Regions from separate parts of the Homo sapiens genome. Here region 1 is linked to region 2. The links are chromatin loops, found by intact Hi-C in ENCODE. Cell type or tissue: sigmoid colon. All regions are shown on one strand. Each heading gives the region's core, and the rest is flanking DNA. Links, peaks and the distances in the headings are about the cores only. Region 1 holds the start of FOXP2 (forkhead box P2). Region 2 overlaps LOC100506489 (a long non-coding RNA gene).

Region 1 (2,919 bases), core at 121-2,620, 1.3 Mb after region 2:
TGTTTATACTGGCTTGCATCATAAACAAGCTCATCTTCCCTCATAGCTTGTTCATGCATACTTAAATCACCTTGCCCATTAAAAATGTCTCTCTTGACAATTATTCTATCATTTTCAGTTGTCATCAGGCAATTACTGTAGCCCTATGATGGGCCCAATAGGATCCCAGGTTCTGAGACGCTTTTTTGAAGCAGACAGAATGAAAAGTGCAGAAATGGTAATTTATAGCCCAGCCAAGCTACCTTTTTAACTGACACGAGTATTAAACTATCACACCTATTTGAAGAAATATAATGCAGTTTCTAAAAATTACTCATCAATTCACAATGTGTATTCCTGGAAATATATATATTTCTTCACAATCAGTGATTTGAAAAAGACCCACCAACCAATTTTTAATAAAATCATGAACATGCATATAAAACTACAAAGATCATCTGAGCCCTGACTCCTTTCATGTTTGTACAAGCTTAGCAAAAAGAGTTTCCCCTTTAGCACAAAATAAACATCTGCTCTACACAGCACGGCACAGAGAGGCACCCAAACGTGTGGTCAAACTCCCTTTTCAAAAACTTGCGCCCTGACACATACTGGGGCATTTACTAAAAGCAAGATGACATGGTTATTATCAAACCATGAAAGCAGGAACCCTGTCTTTATTCTTCTCAAGATCTTGCAGATTTTTTTTTAATACAAAAGAGGCCTTCTTTATTTGCTGTCTTTACTAGTGATAGCTTAAATCTACATTACGCTACTGACAGATCAAAAACAGTTCCTGTGTCTGGTCTCCCGGCTTTTCCCTCGCAAACAGATACAATGCTCTAGTTCATTTCAATGAGCTACAGTCTCAGAAAAAAAAAAAAGTAAAGCAATTGCCAAATCTACCAGTAAAGCAATCGTAAAATCCCACCCCTCTCTAAACTCTTACAGATATTCTCTTAGCAAAAAGTAACGTACCTTCTCTGGAAATGTTAGAGCAAACTTCCCGGTTTCAACTTCATAGGAGTTTGTTAAAGAGATGAAAAATTAGGAAGATTCAAAAAAGCCAGCACAGAAAACAGTATAAAAAGAAGGGAAAACTCAGAAGCTAGCTCACTGTCAAAGCCACCATCAGACAACTATTTACAGCAGTATTTACACTACTGTGAGTACACCTCTGCCCGATCACGTCCCAGACTGATGGCATTTTGTGCTGGTAATTAAAACAAATCAAGCAGCTCTGTGATTGTTTTGGCGTCCGTGGACAATCGTACACAAAATCAGCATTTAATCACTAGGGTATGTCTTTGGTGTGCAACGTGAGGGGTGACAAAGGTTCAAGACTGAGCCAGCATGCTTACCATAATCTTTCTAAAGTAAGTGCTTCATTTTTGTGTGTGTGTATGTGTGTGTGTGCATGTGTGTGAGTGTGTGAGTGTGTGTGTGAGAGAGAGAAAGACAGAGAGAGAGAGACAAAAGCACCAGTTTGAGTCTCTCAAGTCCTCGGTTAGCTTTCATGTCTGTGATAAATACACTTCTTGCTTCCCTTATTAGGACAAGCTTACCATTATACACTGCACTTTTGGTAAAGCTCCAGTGCTCTGCAATTTACAGCCAAAGGAAGTAGTTTACAAAAATAAGCAAACCCAAGACAAGCATTTCACAGCCACAACATCAGATAAGCCAGAAAGAAATAATCTTCAATGCACATCAAAACCACTTCACAATGACAATTTGTCCAAGCAGATGTTAATCAAGCTTCAGCCTTTGAACACTAGATACCATCAATTACTAACCTTAATTGAAATCACAGTTCTCCAGCTTCTCTGCCAGCATATTCAGAGGATGATGTATTAAGATATTTACAGTAAAGTAAACAATGCATAGTTGCAATGAAATGGAAAATTTTCAGCTAATGGTGTTTGTCAATCCTTTGTCAATTTTTCTGCCTGCCACAGATGTTTTCTTAGCTGTTTCACAAAAACAGGAATCAACTAGCAGAGAAGAAAGACTTTCTCTCCCCCAGGAAAAGAGTACAAAGCCAAGTCTGTACACAGCAGATGCAAAAGAAAGTCCATCTGCTACCAGCTCACAACACCACATGGAGTTTTAAGATTTTATACTGTAGGTAGCCTAGCAGGGTTTGTGTGGACCCCATAAGCATGAAAGGAAGAGAAATGGTAGCCTCAAACTGTTAAGGTAAAAACTACAGCTACAGAGACAGAATGAACAACTTACTGAAGCTGGTAAATCAAAGGTTTATTTGCAATAATTTTCCTCCTATTGCAAGAACTGACTAGTTTTTTAGGAGTTACACCCAAGACAGGAACGACACTGTCTTAGTTTTATGGCCTTTAACTCTGGGCAAGACAACTTGAACTCACAGGTCTCAGCTGAACACCATCGTGAGTGGACAAGCTTTAACAGCACCCCACCTACAACTTAATGTGAGACAAAACAACAGTTACTGAACAAAGCACTTCGAAGAGATCTTTAACCGGCCACCACTCCTGCCACTGACTTATCTTGTTTTAGTTTCTTCAGATGAGTAACATCTGCCACTACTTTTGTTGCACATTTAAATACTAAACAGAAGAGGGAAAGATGTATAAAGAAGTACTTAAAATAACTGCTTCTAATAGCCTTTAATACAGACATTTTGGGTAAGTAATTACAGCAAATTTCACATTTCACCTTCAACCCCTGAGGCTGCACTATTTCTCCACCTCCCCTGAAAGGAACTGAAAGCACTTATTCTTTAGCTCTGTGATACAAAACCGTTTAATATTCTGTTAGCAATTTTTTTCATTTTATAGTTAAATAATTCACTCATTAAAAGTATGTTTATATTGGTTTTTTTTTAAACCAAAATTTAAACACAGGAAACTCATGCAATAGGCAAGTACCTGTAAACATTTATTTTTAACATTTTTTTATCAG
Region 2 (2,919 bases), core at 195-2,694:
TTAGTGTATACATGTCTTAGCTCACCTGCTTGATATATGTGTTCTCCAGAATAGGATTCTATCTAATCTCAATTTATTTGGCCCTCTGTATCTAGTAAGGTAATTTTCACATAGTAGTTTCTCCATAAAACAATTGGGGATTAAATAAATATTCTTCTTATTTGGAGATAAAAGTGTATGTAACTCTTATACGTTGGGCTCTGGAGAGCTAGCTACTTTGGCATATGGATATATGGATTGAAGCCATTTCCAAACCTTCACTAAATCATTGCAGGCTTTTTATTTTTTATTTTTCTTAACATAGAAGCTTTTATTCATTTTGACCATCATTTACTCAAAGAAGCCTCAGGAAGCCACGGTTCTCTTTCTACTTTAGTGGAGCATTAAGTGGTCTGTTTCAGTGTCATGAACCTGGCTCCATGTCCTGGCCTATCTTCCTCCTGCTGTCCCCATGGCCTGTTCTAATTGTCTGGCCTCACACAGTCATGGGCCTTGGTTTTGTCTCCCTGGTAATGGCCACCCATAACCTGACATGTATTTGCTGTTTTGCTTCAATGAGGATGAGAGCTCTGTCTTCTCCCCGCTAAGCTGTGTTCTGCCTTGTAAATTAAAATGCTCCTCCCATTGCTCAGTCCTGGGATTTGGTGCTAGGCAGCCCCTGCTGCTTAAGGTAATTAATGGATCCTTGGGGCCTACACCTGTTTCTGTGCTTAACGCAATTCAAGGCAGGCCCTTCATTATCAACTGAACACAACTGTTGGAAATGGAAGCAGAGAACTCTGTAGTTGAAAGCTGCTTCCAAATGAAGAGTACATTAGCACCGGGAAGCACTGCTCCAATTGAGCTGATCTGCCTACCACTCACTTTTCAGTGATGTGTGCTGTTTCTCATTCATGTTCAGATAGCTACTCACCAGAGTTATTCAAAACTTAATTTTAGGACTGAGGTGCGTCTTAGTGCTTCTTTCCATATCTGCTCCTCCTCTCGGCAAAGACCTCTGTCACTCATACTGAGTGCCATATTTACATGCCAAGATAAAAACCACACACTCACACCATCTAAGAAGGAAAGTGTATTTTTTCCTTTCAGCAGCCAGATTTTAAAAACAAACAAACAAACAAGCAAAGCAAACAAAAACAAAATCACAGCTGCTTATCCCATGATAAAATAATTGACTTAGCAAAAAGACAAGAGATGTAGTTAACTCAAAATTGTTTTCTTTCAGAGTGAAAGGCATGTTACCAGTATCCAGCTACTCTAACTGTAGTACTGGATAGCTTTCATTGTATACATTTTAGTGTACTTTAATCAACTTCAAATTGCAATGCTTAGAAAAGATTATTTTTATTACATATTTTGTGGATTGATAGTGATAGCTAATCCACTGTGTTTTTGCTTCAGCCCACTATGAAAATTGGATATTGAATCAGCTGGGAAAATGAATTCCTTACTGAGCATTTCAACTTAAACTTGGGTTCCAAGTGGATTAAACAGATGATGTTGTAACACTGTTATCAGCCTGACAGGAAATGCATAGAGACACCAGTCCTCGTTTCTTAAAGTGGAGGAGCCTCAGCTAGCAAATTGCCACTTATTAGCTTGTCTCACCTATAAAAGAGCCATGGAAGAGAAGTGCAAGAGAACTGAAGTGATTTCCTGATGACAGCAGGGGGTGCTCTCACTAGACTGAAGGACAGATACATTCTCAGAGCAGTAGGAAAGGAATAACACATTGCCTTACTACGACTCTATATGAGACTTTAGAAGTGCCTAATACCTGCCTGGAGCAAAAGAATTAATATGCTCTATTCCACGGCTCTGCCGTCTTCAACTTTGATAAATACTTAAAAATGTATTTTTGAAAAGTCATTAACTTCTGGAATATAGGATTCAGCCACCACACTTAGAATGTGTGAAACTGTGGTGCAATTTGTAACAGGATGTACACCACATTTTTAATCAGGGAATTGTGTTTTTTAAAGCTAAGAGACCTGTAGTGAATTAAGGCATTTGGCTCAGCCAAACATTCCAATCACGAAACGATCGAAGAGGAAATCTATAGAATCTTATTATAAACTTACAAAAAGGATAACTGTGGGTCTCGGCCATAAACTGAAGTAATACAGATGAACTGGACACATATGTTGCACAATAGGTGATTCAGAGCAATATAGCCTATGCTGTTTTATGATATGGAAAGCAATCAAATCTTATTTGCAAAAAATTCAGATCAATTGAATTTTAATGAGAAGCAGGTGCTGGAGTGTAGCATCCACAAAGAATTCTGGGAATGTTTAAAATTAGTCCCATATTTGCCAGGAGACAGTTGGGTACATAAACTTTTTTATTTCTTGATTCATGGGTCTATTCGGACTGTAGATTGCTCTGCCATTCTGAGTTCAGCAATTTGAATAAATTATGCTGAAAATCACTTGGTGGTTCATTTTGTGTGAAATTATATTTTCGCTGGAAAGGTTAATTTTGAAGGGAGCTTGAATGGCTGGAAATTGTGCAGCTGGGGAGTCTGCATGTTCAGAAGGCAGCAGTTATTAAAAGCGATTGCATTTCCTCCCAGATTTCTCCTGAGACCAGAATCAGTGGAGATGTTAAACCTTGCTTGACACCCCAGTTGGATAATTGTGGGTGTGGGAGCTAATCAGCAGAAGATGTCTCCTCAATTTAAATCTTGTCAGTTAGTCAAGATTAGGGCTTCCTGTACCGAGCACCATTAGGTTGGTTGCATATCAATGTGCTTGGAAAGATGTCCACAAAGCCCAACTGTAGCAGTAAGAAGTTAGTGGACATCAAAGATTGAGAAATTAAGCCACACCACTCCATAAACACAAACTGGAGGGCAAATTGGCAAAAACAAAGAAAAAAATAGATCCATGGGTGCGTATAAAAGCAGTATTATATCCA

What was found. Hi-C counts contacts between places; a loop is a spot of excess contacts. Peaks named below come from ENCODE experiments on the same cell type or tissue, not always from the same donor. Only the 100,000 strongest peaks of a DNase experiment are listed, where the experiment ranks them.
Region 1: it touches region 2 in a loop (4-fold over the local background); 2 of 110 quality-filtered maps call a loop at or near these places.

Annotation. Positions count from the first base shown.
Region 1 is chr7:114,413,399-114,416,317 of GRCh38, reverse strand. It overlaps FOXP2 (forkhead box P2), which reads right to left and starts at 1,503. Exons shown (of 17, transcript NM_014491.4): 1 at 958-1,503. In sigmoid colon, for the core only: no CTCF peak of the experiment used is centred there; no DNase peak of the experiment used is centred there; H3K4me3 peaks cover 2,500 bases; H3K27ac peaks cover 1,200 bases.
Region 2 is chr7:115,678,854-115,681,772 of GRCh38, reverse strand. LOC100506489 (a long non-coding RNA gene) reads left to right here. Exons shown (of 2, transcript NR_187628.1): 2 at 1,402-2,428. Among named protein-coding and RNA genes, the nearest start is that of SNORA25B, 99 kb to the right of the region's middle. In sigmoid colon, for the core only: a CTCF peak has its summit at 1,650 (motif pointing right); no DNase peak of the experiment used is centred there; H3K27ac peaks cover 130 bases.